Linked DNA regions of Homo sapiens: region 2 is linked to region 1. Evidence: chromatin loops called from intact Hi-C (ENCODE). Cell type or tissue: OCI-LY7. All regions are shown on one strand.

What was found. Peaks named below come from ENCODE experiments on the same cell type or tissue, not always from the same donor. Only the 100,000 strongest peaks of a DNase experiment are listed, where the experiment ranks them.
Region 2: it touches region 1 in a loop (5-fold over the local background); 4 of 110 quality-filtered maps call a loop at or near these places.

What each region holds. Positions count from the first base shown.
Region 1 is chr15:83,205,060-83,213,059 of GRCh38, forward strand. It overlaps HDGFL3 (HDGF like 3), which reads right to left and starts at 2,764. Exons shown (of 6, transcript NM_016073.4): 1 at 2,272-2,764. The coding sequence starts at 2,355. RefSeq lists silencers at 2,022-2,471, 2,862-3,201 and an enhancer at 3,062-3,675. In OCI-LY7, a CTCF peak has its summit at 3,261 (motif pointing left); DNase peaks (open chromatin) are centred at 2,202, 2,792 and 2,912; H3K4me3 peaks cover 3,720 bases; H3K27ac peaks cover 1,194 bases.
Region 2 is chr15:82,845,645-82,853,644 of GRCh38, forward strand. It overlaps HOMER2 (homer scaffold protein 2), which reads right to left. Exons shown (of 9, transcript NM_004839.4): 7 at 6,498-6,608; 8 at 5,507-5,587; 9 at 3,339-4,259. The coding sequence ends at 4,071. Among named protein-coding and RNA genes, the nearest start is that of WHAMM, 40 kb to the left of the region's middle. RefSeq lists an enhancer at 4,157-4,932. In OCI-LY7, a CTCF peak has its summit at 4,175 (motif pointing right); a DNase peak (open chromatin) is centred at 4,167; H3K27ac peaks cover 36 bases.

The sequences.
Region 1 (8,000 bases):
AATGCCCACATGAATGGCCTTCGTATCAAGTGATAATATTTGAAACTTCAATAAGCAAGACTTTTTTTCCCAGTTAGCATTTTATAACATTATCATCTACACAGCTATACCTAGGTGTAAGATGGGAATAATGCCTCATAGAATTGGGATGAAAAAAATGAAAACATATGTGAAGTATACGCACTGTAAAAAAGGGGACTCAAATCTTTTTCTAACCTTTACCTTTGGAAATTGCAGCATGCCACTAACGAGAAAATAAAACTTCTTTTTTTGAGTCTTAGGTTGTTTCTTGAGGAGCTCGTTAAATGTGAATAGATACAGATTTTTCTTTCTTGTACCTATTTTATCTAAAAACTTAATTTTGTTTCCTCATTTTATTTTCCATTTTGCCTTATTTGGAATTATCACTTCCAGGAATTTTATGTACAATTAGATATACAACTAGGACCACTTCCGTAGGATTTTTCTGTTTCACAAATTACTACAGGTGGCCAACCTGTACAGGCAACATATTAATGAAATTTTAAGTCTATTTTCTTTTTGACTATCAGAAGATATTTTTCAAAGGGAAGATTTTAAAAAGCCATTATGGTACTAGGAAATGACCAACTAGTAACGGTAACCTTTAATTGGCTTTGACTGTGTTTATACACATATGGCCCTAAAGCTATACATTTCTTACTTGGCAAACAGATTCGGGGATTTTCTGAAGTCACAAATATATTCAGGGACTCCTAAAGTCACAAATCTTGCCTCTCTAAGCAATACTGTATTACAGCATAAAAAATAACCAGTTATTCTACCTTAAAAACTTTGCCTTATCTTAAGGACAATCTACAGTTCAGATGCGAAGCTATTTTCAGTCTACTGGAACCTGAATAAGACTGTTTTTTCCTCTTGATATCTGAGGTTGTTAGTGTTGGAAAGGATCCTAGAGATGATTTTATAGTTGCAGCAATGGATATGCAGACAGTTGAAATGATTAGTCCATAACAGAGCCTGAACCAGACACCAGGTCCCCCAATTCCTGGCCTAGTGTTCTTTCCATTTGACAATCATGCCAAACCAAATATTTAAAAAGTGATTATGTCCATCCATTACTTCAACTTCACTAAATTTCAGTCTGGCCACTCGTGATGTCACTTCCTTTTGTGAATGGGTGTATTTTTTTTTCTTGATCTTGCTATCTTCACTTGACTACAATACAACATTTTAGAGCTCACACTATATTTATGCCAATTTTCTCCATGACTGTTTCCGTTCCTAAAGAATACCAATATAATCTCTAGAATGCCTTGACCCTCCTTTTCACAAGATTTCTTATTTCAAGCAATCAACTGCCAACCATACAAAAATAAAAATAAAAAGGATTTCTTCTAAAACACAAAGCACACATGGCAGTGTTGTGTGTCTTCCTCAAAGAGCTTAATAAAAATTGTGAATGCTATGTATTACATGCAGACGCTTTCTAGAAAAAGAGCCCAACGACAACCTTGTTATGTAGGAAGAGAGAGCTATTGTGGACTGTAGCAGGAGGCCAAGAATAAGGTTTGAGATTCTACCTAAAACAAATATGGAGGTGGAAAGGCACAAGAAGCTTGCTGGACCCACCAGTCAGAGGTAGGCTGCAAGCTCTCGGCTATCAGAGGTCGGTTTAAAAGAACGATGGGCACCAGAGAGGCACGTACCCCAGGACAATGATAGGGCAGGCGGGGCACCGGGAATCGCGCTCAGGGAAAACTCAACAAGTCTAGAAGGCAAAGAGATGGATGAATGACTGCCAAGAGGCTCCCGCTGGCCTCTGGATGACCACTACCACTTTCCAGGATTTACTGCCCGCCGGCACTCGCCGGCTCGCGGACAGCCGCTCACCCCGCTGCCGTACCTGCCCCGACGTTCGCCCGGGACCCAGGGTATCCACCAATGACCCTGCCCGGAGCCGAAGCCTCCGTCGCAGGCCCGCTGCCCGGCGGCGTGGCTTCCCGGTCGGCACCGGCTTTCCAGGAGGAAGGCAGCGTCGGGCCTGCGGGGGCCGGACCCGCCTTCGAAAGTGGGCGGAAGGATGGCCGCCCTGGCGGAGTGCGGGCGAGGCCGGGAGCCCTTGCCTCAGCCCCGGCCCGGTCTTCTTCGTGCCGCGCCGCCCTCAGCCCTCACCACAGCCGGCCGCGAGCTGCGGGCTCGGGGCTGAGGCGATGGGGAAAGGGGGCGGGCGCGCCATCATGAAGGGGAAAATGGTGGGCGGGCGGGCCCGCGCGCGGCCGCGGTACTCACCCGGGCCGGCCAGTGCGGGTAGCCCTTCATCTTGGCGAAGACCAGGTCGCCCGCTTTGTACTCGCGGGGCCGCGGACGCGCCATCCCAGCCGCTCCCCTTCCTGGTAGTCCTTGGTCGCCGCGAAGATGCCGGGAGGCCGCCCCCCCGCGGGCCGACGAATTGCGCCGCGCTCCCCGCGGGCCTCAAGCCGGGCGGACGAGCGGCCGCTCCGACGAGGGGAAGCGGCGAGGCGGCGGCTGAGGCAAGGGGTGGGCGGGGGGCGCAGCAGGCCCGGCAAATCACGGCCCGGCAGCGGGGGAGGGGAGCCCCCGGCCGTTCGGCGCTCGCCCGCGTCCGGCCGCGCCAAGGTCCCCGCCGCCGCCGCCGCCGCCGCCGCGCGCGCTGCTCACCAGCGCCGCGTCGCCTGCCTCATGCCGCCGCTGCCGGTCTCCCTCCCGGGCTCCCGGGCGCGGCGCGAGCGCCGGGCCTCGCGTCTGCTCCGAATTCCTTCTCGGGCAGCGACCGCAAACACGATCTTATTATTGTTCTCGCGCGCGCTCAGCATCCCCCCCCCGCCCCGCTTCCCGCTTCCCGCTCCCCTCCCCTTCCCTCCCGCGCGGGCCGGTTAATTCCTAGGTACACGGCCGGCTTTCGCGGAGAAACCGAGCGCGCCAGCCCGGCTTCTCGGCTGGCGGGCGGGCGGTGGGCGCGTCCTCCCCCAGCACCGAAGCCCGCGCCGGGCGGGCGGGAGTGCCTACTCCGGAGGACGCCCGCCGCCTGCTCTCTTTTGTTCTTGGCCCGGAGCTGCCTGCCGCAGCCCAGCCAATCACCACCCGGCCGCCCCCTTCCCCTCCCGTCCGTGCCACTCTGGGGGTTCTCCCCACTCGCGCCCCCCGCTCCCACGCCCACCTCCCGCTGACTCGACCCTCTCCTGGCTACCCCCAGCCAGCCACTTCCGCGGCTGCTCTCTGGTGAGTGGGGGACAAAGGCGCTCCAGGCCTGGGGGACGGCGGCGCGAGGGGACCCTCTGCTGGGCACCAAGCTGCCGGAAAGAGCACCGCTCCGGAGTCAGCGACCTTATTGGATTCTTGCCCCAGGTCTGCCCTTAACAATGCAGTGTGACCCACCTAGGGCGAGCTATTTAATCGGAGTCATGGGAGGTTTTCTCATTTGCTGAGTGGCACAGACGGGATTCGAACCTGTATCCACATGAGTCCAAAGTCCATAAGCGATTATGTTTCTCTCTGTGTGCGTTTTCTAGGCCTGCAGTGTTTGTGAAAAGGACTTGCACTGGCCGGTCACTTGTTTCCAATCCTGGCAACCTTTTGGACAACGTTTTTGAAATTAGCATCCCTTTCTGGAGATGTATGTACATATACAGTTCATTAGCTCTAGAACATGTTCATTTACCACTATTTTACTCTAAATTCCCTAGCTGGCTGCTTTCAAAGACATTTTGAGAGTAGGAATCTTCCTAACACTCTCTTTTGTGAGGAGTAAGTAGAATAATTCAAGGAATCGTTTGGAGTCTGTCCAATGAACGAATGCTGCTTCTTTAATCATGCTGTAACCCACCTCCTTTAAGGGGTCAGCTGGCATAGCTCCTAAATGCTGCTTTCTGTGGCCCTCACCTTGTCACACGGACAGTTCTCATTTGTGTCTGTTCTCTCTCCCTTTTACAGAAGCTACAGTTTTCCCCACCATCCGCCCCCCTCTCTGGCCTTGTAGAATGGTGTGTGTGTGTTTTAACTCCTGCTCTTGTTCTGTGGTGCTGGGCTTCCTATGATGGGGCTTTAAAGTCTCTAGATTTCCTGTGGATTGTTTACTTTGTTAGCAGTGCTTTTACATTACTTTACTAATGCATTTCCTTACTACTTGCATCTCATGATTTTTCTTTTTTTTTTTTTTTTTTGGTATTGACCTGTACTCACCTGTCCTACAGGTTCGTTTTTTTCCTCTTTTCTCACTGTGGAAGATGAGTCTAGGTCCTCTTTGCCTCAGTTGTGATGATCTGCTAACATCTCTCTCTCCTAGAACCTACCGTATGCAGCTGCCATGATGTCACGCATTGCTCATGAAGCTGTAGAATGATTTCTGTATCCTCATATGTCAAACTCACATCCCTCTGACTAGCTGTCAAAGCCCTAGCTGTTGCCTGCTTGCCCCTACAGTCCAGCCTCCCTGTGGGCACGGGGTGGATATAGGGAAGAGGAGAGAAATGAGAGGGGAAAGGTTGTCAGTTGGAAGCCAACCAGGGGAGGGCAGTAAACAATGGAGGGATGCGATCACAGTTCAGGTTTAGACATTACTTTGGTGGCCAGCATGGGACTAGACTTGAGGGTGAGAGGCTTGGGGCAGGACCTGCATTGATATTCTCTCCCCAGGAGAGATAAGACAAGGGCTGAGACAGAGCTTGCCGATTCTTTGGGTGGTAGGTGGGTAGGAAGGAGGAAGAGTAGAAACTGATTCCCTGGTTTCTGGTTGGAGCAACAGGATGATTAGTTTTGACACTCACCAAGGTGCAGAAATCCATGAAGAATGGGCAGGTTTAGAGATGAGATCTTGAGTGGTTTGGGATGTGTTGAGATTTCCATGGGCCATCCAGAGAGCTAGTTAGTGGGCAGCTAAATACACAGCTTAGAGAAAGTGGTCAAGACAGAATGTAGACTTTTGAGTGATATCAGTATATAAGTGGTCACTGAAACCATAACGGAGGATGCCCAGGAAACTGTAGAATGAGAAAAGCAGTGCCCAAGTTTGGAGCCAGGTAACACCAACATCTAAGGGTCAGGTAGAAGAAGAACGTAGTGTCATAGGAGCCAAGGAGTAAAAGATTTTCCAGAAGGAAGGAAATGTCTGGGTAGATGCCACAAGGAGGTCAAGTGAGATATGGAAGGAGATAAGTCTGTTAAACCTGGTGATTGAGAAGTCACTGATGAAACAGTTGGGAACTGTTTCACTGAATGGTATTGGGAAGACACCAGAGTGGTGGATTGAGATGTGAGTAAGAGGTGAAAATGTGGAGGCAGTATAGACAACTCATTGCTCATTGCCAGCAGTGGAGAAGGAGTAGCAAGAAAGGATGAAGGAGCCAGGCATGGTGGAGTGCGCTTGTAGGATTTCTTGAGCCTGGGAGTTCGAAGCTGCTGTGAGCTGTGATCACACCACTGCACTCCAGCCTGGACAACAGAGACCTCATCTCTTAAAAAAACATGAAGGGAGAGTTATTCTGTTGTGATTTCTGGCTGGTTTTTAAAGCTAGGAGAAATTTTAGTTTGTAATGAGGAGAAGTAGCCAGTAGAGTGCATAACTGATGGAGTTTGGTAATTTTGAGAAGGTGGAAATTTCTCCCAATCTAGGCTTTGGTTTCAGGTTTGCTCAGCACACATCATTTGCCTGACTCTCAATCTTTCATCTAACCAAGTCAGACTTAATAATACACCCACATGGGCTCCCTCTGGCTGGTCATCAGGAATCGCCTAATGCTCTTGGCTAAGAGCCCATCTGTCTCTGCAGCCAGGATGGATGCACACCACCTTGTCAACACATTGTGACGGGGGATGAAGCATTGCCCTGTGGCTTTCACTGCAGACAGAGCTTTCAGACTGGTTCTTCCACTTTATGCAAAGGACTAAGCTGTGGCTATTCCAGAACAACGCTCTACTCAAATATTTAACAGATAATATGTAACTTTTTAGAGATATAATTAGGACCATTAAAAGAGTCTGATGTATTTTATTTTAGTCAGTGTGGCCCCAGGAGCTGGTCTATTTGCTATATCAAAATAGCATACATTAATTTTACTTCTGAAACATAGAAGGAAATCCATTCACAAATGGTGATAATACCAACTTTCTTTGATCACTTTTTATTTCAGCATCCTCAAATCCCTGCGGGCTAGTACTTCTCCTTGCCTTTGGCTTCTTGATGTATTTTTGCCATCCTCTTCTCAATCATACACATATATGTATATTGTTGACATGATCCTGTTGTCACTTTCTCCTTTCATATCTTCACTTAGCTTTCTAGTAAAACTCTAACAGTTCCTTCAAATCTTGCCCCCAAATTCACCCATTCCATAATGCTTCAATTGCCTAAAATCTATTCCTTTGTCCAAGTTATATATGAGGTGATACATATAAGATACTTAGAACAGTGCCTGGCACATAGTAAATTCTCATTAAATGTTAGTCGATATTGTTATCTTTGTTGTTTACATGGTGTGGTGAAAAGAACTGTGGAAAGGGATTCAGGAAAATTTGGTGTTACACACACACACACACACTCAGCATGTTAGAAGAGAGCTCCCTGGGCCTTGCATCAGAGTCCATTTCCATTACTTTTGCCACTAGAGGTATCTCTTAAATGTCTTTCACCCCAATCCCAGGGGACTGGTCTCACACTCCTTGAAAGAGAAAGGTCTGTAAGATATTGACACCCTCTTGAGAGTCAAATAAAAGAACTGTAACATACTACTTGTAGTGAGAGAGACAACTCCCATGTTGGTGTGAGCATCAGAGGCAGTTCTAAGTTGGTAAAAGGCACCATAGAGTCAACATGGGCCATGAGGGGAGAGGTCCAGGGTTAAATGTTGGGGTCAACCAGAATTGCCTGAGTAGGGATGGGTAACAGCAGCAACTGCACTTAGGTCACCAAGTAGAGATACAGATAGCACCTCAATCATAACCCCAGAAATGTTAATTGTCTTGGAAGGCACTGCTTGAGCTACCTGGGACCTTATTTGGGGATGGAAATAGGGATTGCTTTAGGTCCTAGGAATTCTCATGAGACTGTGCGCCTAAGGACTATTTCAGTTTAGGTTGTTTTCATTCTTACCCCTTCACTGTTGTGTTGCAGGCTGAGGAGCAAACTGGGTAATTTTACTGAATTACTAGATAATTGGAGAGAGGGGGTTCAAGATGTAGAAGATATTAAAGGCTTGAAGAGTTTTGCAAGTTTTCCTACCATTTATGCTAGTATTGTTTCAATAGTAGTGTATATGCTGCTGAAGGGAGCATTAGATTACAATTATATTATTAGTTAGCATTCATTCATTTATTGAATAAGTATTTGTTGAGTATGGTTATGTATCATCATTGTTCTAGATCTAGGACCCATGGGGAATAATGAAGGAATCAAAACTATGCCAAATGAAGTAGTGTTACAGGAGGCTAGGGTATCTATAGCTAACCGTCTGAAGGGCTACCATGTAGAGTGAACAATGTGGGAGACATGATACTTTGATAGTTTGAGGCTTAGACATGAAGAGGCCTAGGAGCTTTAATTTCACCCTCTTGAAGTGCTGACCTACCGTGTAAAGAATCATAAATACCTTGCTAGTATGGAAGAGGAGTGGGGCACATGGAGAGAGATAGGTCTTGGAGAATGAAAAATGAAAGAGAGGAGAGAGAGGCCCAGCCGGTCCCCAACTCTTCCAGTCTCTCTTGTTGACTGGAAGCCAGACATGTGAGCAAAACCATGTTGGATCCTCCAACCTCAGTTAAGCTATCCTAGCCAACACCATGTGGCAGAGACAAACTATCATCATTGAGCCTCACCCAAATCACAGACCATGAGCAAGTAAATAATGGCAGCTGTTTTAAGCCACAAAATTTGGGGCTGTTTTGTTATGTAGAAACAAATAACAGAAGCAGGGTTTAATAGCAGATTAGATACAGCTGAAGTGAGCTACTGATCTGGAAGATGGATCAAAAGGAAAGATATTCAGACAGAAGCTCAGAGGAAAAAA
Region 2 (8,000 bases), 360 kb before region 1:
GAACAAACAATCCACTTCTGGATATTAGCAAAGACCAGTGGCTGCCTCTTTTGAGTGCCTGTGCTAAGTCACATCACGTCTGCCTTCTTCCCAAAGGTGCACCTGGCCACATGTGAGGTCCCACCATAACGTCCCCAGCGCGTCCTGTGGTTGGCTCTCATCCAAAATTGTCCCTGGTTTCTATAGAGAAGGAGACTTTTCTAAAGAAAAAGAGCCCTGTTAAAATAGGCAGAGCATGATGTTTCTGGGAGGCATATTCACTGTATTACGCTCCACCCTTTACTTGATGTTTTGCATCAAATGTAGTCCACAGCAGGCAGGCGCCTGCCCACCACCATCAAGGCTGTGCTCATGGAGCCTGCAGGCTGGAGACCAACTGCCCTCTGTGCACAGTCTTCCTGGGTGTTGATCAGGTCCCGTTCAAGCTGCTCCCACCACTGAGCAAGGCTGCTCCCTCCCCAGAAAGCCAGAAAGGAGTGCATCTCCAGGAAGGGGCGGGCAGTGGACAGGCCACCCCCAGCCAGAACTCTGTTTCCATTCCTGCGATCTCAGGGCCTCCCACTTGTTTTGAACATACTGCTCTGCCTCCACTAAAGCCATCAATAAAGAACTCAGGGTGTGTTTGTTTTCCATAGAACTGGCCTCACAGGCAGAGACATCATTTTAACCAACTTTCTTGGAAAGATTCCTGCAAAACCAGAATCATTCCAAAGTGGAACTTATCATTTATAACAAACATTCCTAAATGTCATTCGGATTCACATTTTTGTAAACTGTCCTTTGCTGTGGACACATATTGAAATAATATAATTGTAATATGCTCTTATCAGGATATAAGAATTATTTTCTCTTGGCACCCACGGGTCACCAAAGGGACTAGAGTGGCATGTCTCAAAAGATACTGCATCAAGGTCCAGGAGACCTGGATGCAGAGTCCACGCTGCTGGTCACCGCTGGGTGACCCTGGGCGTGTCACTTTCTCTGTCTCTACTTCCCATCTGCAAAATGCAGGTGACAGTCTCTGCCCTGTTCTCTCACCCAATTAAAGTCTAATGTGATGGCAGGCAGGAGAGATGAAACTGAGGGGCCACACAAGTTCGAGGTCTTGTGTGGATACTGGTTCTCTTTCCCTCCAAGGCCTGACCATACTGTCCCAACCTGTTGCTCTGGTGGTTTTACATTCCCCGGGCGGCACTAGGAAGGCTTCCTCGCCACTCCCAACTTTAAAATGCATCCAGCTGGGTCTTGACTGGAATGAAAGGTTATTTTTAAAGGTCCTCTTGGTTAAAGGGTTCCAAGTTTTAGTTGATCTTTTTTAGACACCAGGTTTCATGGAGGCAGAAGGAAAGCTTATCAAGGTATAGCAGCCAGTCTTGGAAACACCAAAATCAGGAGACCTCAATTGCAAACTGAAAATGCAGTCCTGGCCCTGCAGCTTCCAGGCAGCACAAGCGGCTGCGATGCTCACGAGTGAATGGCTTACATTCTGCCTGAGTCTGGCGTAAGGTTATGACAACAGTACTGAGACTGGGCTGGATGTCAGAATAAACGAGGGCACGTCACACCAGCTCAAGGGAACACCGTCCAGGTTGCTCCAGGGCCACTATTTTAAAAGAAAGTAAATGAAAAGACACTGAGATCTTCAGAGAAAAGCAGAAGGAATGGAAAGTTCAGTGCTTTTGTAAAAGCTGTTGTGCTTTCACGGCCAAGCCCAACTTACCTTTCCCTTTAAGGGAGTCCTTACTACTCTTAGCTCCAGGGTTGCAACAGCTGTAGAGCTGGACACACAGCAGGAGGAATCCAAGTTCCTCACCTGCTGCCCACAGGATGCTCACCACACTCTTCAGTGCTTGGTGAACTGGGATCATGGGTCTCAACTGCACAGCAGCCCACTGTGGAAATGGCTCTTCCAACATTTTCTACACCTCCACTTCTGGAGTTTTCTAAAGTCACTGCTATCAGAATGTACAAGTGGCTTCAGTAACTATTCTATGCATGTCACCTGAGCATTCTCTTGTCAGTCAAGCGGGCTCTTTCTAGATTCATAAGTCACCTGATAAAGGCAGAGGTCATCTGAAGACCCCAGCGGAAGGTGTTTGGAACCCAGTGTCCACTGCTCCCAGGCAGCCACACACCCAGCCTGCTGCTGGGCAGACCAGGCTGGCTTGAGAATCCCCTTATCCCGCTGCTGGGCCACGGGGCTGACTCATAGCCAGCTCGGCTCTCTGGTCTCCTGGTGCAGCCAGGAGGGAGCTGCTACCAACTGTCCTGAGAGCCGTCTGGAGCTCTGGGGAAAGGGAAGGGCCAGCAGCAGACTACCCCGAATCACAAAGATGGCTGGCCACGCTTTCCACTTCCTGTCTGCCAAAAGCCCTATGTACTCAACCAAAGCCCCCACTCACCTTGCGGGAGCTCCTCTAAAAGTGCCTTGGTGCTCCAGATGCCCAGCCTTCCCTTCCATCCACATCCCAAACAAGACTCCCCAGCTCAGAGAGGCGTCTCCGTGAGGGGAAGGGAAGGAGAGCAGGAGGACTCGTGTTCACCTTGGGGCCCAGGGCACCTGGGTTCGGACCCCATCTCCCTCCTTCCTCGGGTTGTTTGCTCATTAATCCAAATTCAGCAGGGAGAAAGTCTAACCACGTCCATGGGAGAAGGTTTCTAGAAGGAGTAGTCCTCTTAGGTGGTTCTCAAAGGGGTGAGGGGGCACCAAAGCCTCCCCCCTGCTCAAGGCATTTAGAGATGTGTGGGGCCAGGGATTCAAGCCATTATTGCCACACACGGGCAATCTCCCAGGGCAGGATGCCAACAGCACCCACAGGCCCGCTGGCCCCACTGAGCAGCTCTGTGAGAGAGGAGAGGTTTATGGCTGCAGTCCCTTCCCTAGGAGAAACTGAAAAAGGCAGGACGCAGAGCTGGGTGGAACACCTCTGTCATGAGGGCCAAGGCTTGTCAGCTGAGCTGCTCTCTCCCCCCGAAATGCCTGTGATTTCTTCCCAGCTGTCCAGACCCATAAGACAATCCTACCCTAGGTACCAAGCCCTGGGCAGCCCCTATACCTGGAATCCCTGGGTCACCATTCCTAGGGGAGAAGGTGATTCGAGGGTCTGGAGAGCCCCAGGGGCAGAGCATCACGGATGGGCTCCAGGGGCCTGAGACCAGCTCCTGCTGCTTCCCCTTCTCCCTCCCTGCCCCAGGGCCACCCGAGCCCCAGCTTGGGTTTGACCAGACAGTGGTATTCATGTCTGTTAACTACCCAGCACAGCAAAGATGGTGCATCATTCGACAGGGTCCCAGCTCTGCTGTGGGGTTTGATTAAAACACTAAATTCTGTGTACACATTTAATTGAACAAATATTTATTAAGCACCTACTTTGTGCCAGACATTGTGCTAGGCACCCTCACTGTGTGCTGTTCCCACAGCACAATCATCTGCTCAGAAATTAAAACCAAGAAAAGGAACACTGTTGCAACCGTACAAACTGGGGGGGCGGGGGGCAGGGGGCAGTAGCGTGGATGCAGGCAACTCCGGGCCAGAAAATGCACCCACCAGAAGCTTGTTTTCCATCTCTCAGAAAGTTTCCACTAAACAGTTGTTTTAAAGCCTCTCGATGTTGACAGAGAGGAATGTTGTTCTCTCTGTGCCCCCCGGGGCTGGTGTCTGGTGGACATTCAAATACTCTGAATGCTATTTGATAAAAGGAGCCTGATGGCTTGGTGTAAAGAATATCAATATTTGGATTACAAAATGCGTGTTTTTTCAGTTCATATGGTTGCAACAGCCCTTATGAAAGATATAAACATCCCTGCCCTGACTGCATAAATGTTGAAGGTAGACCTAGTTCTGGATTCCTGAGTCAGAATCTTCCAGTTGTCCACAACCTCACAAGGCCAGAGAAGCGAGAGGAGATTTCTATTCTGAAAAGGAGTGAGTGGACGGCACAACTGGTTTGGAAACACGACAAACTGCGCCTGCATTTACAGAAGCAATGCACACAGAAGAACGTCCTAGAGCTATCTGGTCTCGCACACACGCTTGGGACTCACGGGCGGGGCCTGGGCCTCGGCCAGCCCTAGTTATCGGTGCCCAGCTTGGAGAGCCCTCGGCGGAAGTCATGCAGGTCGTCAATCTTCCCGTCCAGCACCTCCAGGAAGCTCTTCAACTCCACCTTCAGGTGGCGCTGTCGGTATTTGCTCTCCTCAATGTCTGTCTTTAAGGAACGCACTTTGTCTTCCAGGTTTTGATTGTCTCTCTCTGCCGCCTGGCCAAGCAAAAGGGAGAAGGGTCTAGAAAACTGAGTGACGAGAGTCATCCTTCAAAACCTGCTACAGCTGAACCAACCATTCTCCATCCAATCTGAGGGCCTGGGCCAGGGCTTAAGCTGCCTAGAGACATGCTACCCCAGCACACAAGCCTGTGACCAAGACATCAGAAGGGAAGCAGCAGGCACTTCAGTGACCTCCTCCTTTCCTGCCTGCTCTCCCACAGAGGGACCAACACCCAGCCTGAAAACCCAAGACCCAACAAAGCAGGCAGAACGCAGAGTCCTGCCTGAGGGAGACCTCACACAGGGCCCAGCAGGGAAAGTCTGAAATCCCTGTCTGAGTGGCTAGCAGAGACCACATTTCAGTTCCATCCTGAGAGACAGAACAGATGGGAGAGTGGCTCGTTCCCCTGGTCCCACAGAGAGGCGTGGCCTCCTCAGCCCCAGGCCAGCCTCTGGCCCTCAGAGAGGAAGGACTGGCCATGCCAATGACTCAGGGACAGCCAGTCTGTGCACCCTCTGATGCTGTTACCATGGAGATGTTCTGTGGCGCTGGGCCCCACAAGCCTACAGAGGCACATCTAGGTAAATCACAAGCAGGTTCCCAAAGACAGGACAGCTGTGAGTCCTTAAATGAGCCATAAGCCTTTAACTCTTCATATCAAATAAGAGCTTTATGTTGAGGGAATAAACAGAGACCTTTCTGAACATGTGCACAGGAAGCAGTTACCAATTCCAGGGTCATGTAACTACATGAAGCGCCGTGTGCATATCAGAGGACCTGCAGGGAAGAGGCGCTCCGAGGTGGAGGAAGCCCTGAAAATCCTCATTTTAGTGATCAGAAATCTGAGGATAGGGAGGAAGGCCTGCCCAAGGTCAGTGCCCAAGGCCACTGGCAGGGGAGTGGCTGAAGTGGCCCCACACCCTGACCCTGGGCTCTCAGGCCGCCCCCCCGCTCCTCACCCCCACCAGGGATCTGCAAGGAAACAGTCGTCTACACTGTGGTGATGCACAGGGGCCTTCATAGAACTTGCAAAACCAAAAGACAAACGTTGCTGAGTCTGCCCCGGGGGCAGGGGTGGATGCGGTGCCATCTGGCGTGCAGTCACTGCCAGCTTTTTGTGAATAGAAAATCTCTCCTTCAGCATTCTCAGTGTGAAAGTGATAGGAAGCAGGAAAATGAGTACCATGACATTTGTGCCTTCTTGTCTGAGCCAGGATGGCTGTGCCCCCAACCCACGTACCTCTAGCTTCTCAGAGACATATTCGCACTCTGACATGAGCTGAGGTATGATTTCACTTTGTTTTCGGAGATCTTTCAGCTCCTACATGAAAAAAATTTGAGATAGAACATGAAAGCAAGTCAGATAAAATATATTCTTGAAAATCACCAATGTGTGCACGCTCGTGGAAGCAGCTTTGGGACCCTGTCCTGTTTGCATAGACAGTGATAGTGACCATGCGAATACTTCATCTCAGGGAATTTCAAGGGTGAAGTGTGTCACACGCCTTGTCACGTGAAGTCTGTACACACCACCACAAGGCAGATGTTTTTCCGATTTCTGTTTTATAAGTGGAGAAAGTGAGGCCTAGGGAGTTTGGTAACATGAGCACGGCCTCCAACATGTGTGCACTTAACTGTCTGCCCCCTAGAAAATAAATGACTGTAGGCCAGGCATGGTGGCAGTGAGTGCAGGTGGCTGGCGCCGGGAGCTGGGCTGCGGTGTGGTGGGCACGTGTGTGTGGTGCTCTCATGGCGTGTGTCTATAGTCCCAGCTACACAGGAGGCTGAGGTGGGCGGAATGCTTCAGCCCAGTTCAAGACCAGCCTGGGCAACATAATGAGACTCCATCTTAAATAAAATAAATACATTTTAAATTTTTTTAAAAAAGAAAATAAGTGGTTACATCATGGGTCTCTAGCGGCATTAATTTGGCAGCAAAACTCAACTTCTGAGGACAGATGACAAACGCATCTGAGTGTCTTGTGAAATGTTCAGCTCCCTTGTGGATCTGCACGACCAGCTATAGAACAGGGGTAACAGGGAGGCGGCAGAGGTCATGGGGAGGCCTTTGCTCCAGCCTGTCTGCACCTTGCTGTGGCTCCCAGCTCTCTCTCCGTGCTGCTATCCAGGCAGCTGCCAGGGCCAGTCATAGGCCCCAAGACACCTGCTGTGTGCCACCCCGCAAGGCCAAGAGGACGCCAAGGGGCCCTGCTCGGAGCACCATTACTCACTGTCTCCTTTTCTCGGAGCTCTGCCTCCAGCTCCTCGATCCTCCTCTTCAGCTGCGTGTTCTTCTCCTTCTCTCTGTTGATCTCACTGCATTGTTCTTCCAGCTCATCAATCTTCAATACACACCACACAGGAAAGCAGGGACGCCAGCTTAACATTAGTCATTAAGCAAGAGATCACCACAGCTATGCTTCTCTTTTCTTTTAAAATAAACCCTAAACTAATCCACTTATAAGATTTTCTTTGTGGCTATGAACAAACCCCATGCAGCTCCATCATGGGGCTGCCTGCACCGCTTGCATGGGACCTGCTTTGCACATGATGCCTTACCAGAGGCATCTTACCAGCAGAGCCAAATAAGTAATAAAGCCTGCCTTCAAGATGCTCTGGGCTTCTGGTTTCCTCTCATGGCCGTGAAGAAGTAGATTCAGATTTGCTTTAAGGATCCATCACAAGCAAGGGCCAAGTGTCCCCTGAATTGATCTGCTTTTCTCCAGAATGACTGTTACACCACTGTAATCACGTCCTGCATTATTCTGTTTCATCTCAAGGGTTTAAGCCAGCAGGGTAGAAAAATCAAGCAACCTCATGGTACAGTGGCTGCCGAAAAGGGAAGCAATGACATTTCGAATATTATAAATCAAGGTGACCTTCCCCTGGGAATGCACGTGGAAGGGGCCTGGCCTGTGGGCCTCTTCCCCAAGGCTGAATGGCAAATCCCTACACCGCATCTTTCCCTTTCCAAGGCTGACCCCTCAAAACAGTTACCTGTGTGGAACAGGGGTGCAAGGGCTTGGCACTCTCACACTGCCATTGAATGCTGGGGGCCAAAATGTGTGTGCAGAGTGGACAGCAGGCGTGGACCCCACATGCAACACAAAAGCACTGTAGTGAAGTCCCCCCGAACAGGCAGCAGCAGTCCTTGACATGAAGGGCACCGAGGACACTTCCCAGAGGCAGGCTGCACCAAGCCTTGGGGTCTGAACTCCCAGCCCCTGCTGCTGCTGGAAACCACACCAACTTCCGCCTCCAACCCTGGGAGGCAAGCTTGTGAGATGTCGACTCAGGGAGGTCGACACGCCTCCAAGGGAGCGAGTTGTGCGTGATGCTCTTCCTCCACTCCCCCCGCACTGCTGCTGGCTATCAGACTGAGACCAAAGTGAGAAACTCAGCTCTTTTCTTGAAAATGCAAGAAAGGGCAATCGATCCCTCTGGCAGGCAGATCTGCCAGGCCTCGGGTGGGAACGTGCAAAGTCAGCAATTGGCCTGGTGCCCAACCGTCAGCACCAAGATGAAAAAATGACACGAGACACTTTTATGTGGCATTAGCATGAAAGTAAGACAGTGTGACAGAGGGCTGGGATGCAGGGGCCCTCCAGGTCGGGCAGGGCAGGGGAGAAAAGGGGGTCAAGGGGGAGTGAACACCAATCTAAATGGGACCTGTCCCCCTAAAACCCTGCACTGACGGAGCATACTCCAAAGCCTATGTGTTTCTAGTGGGAGGA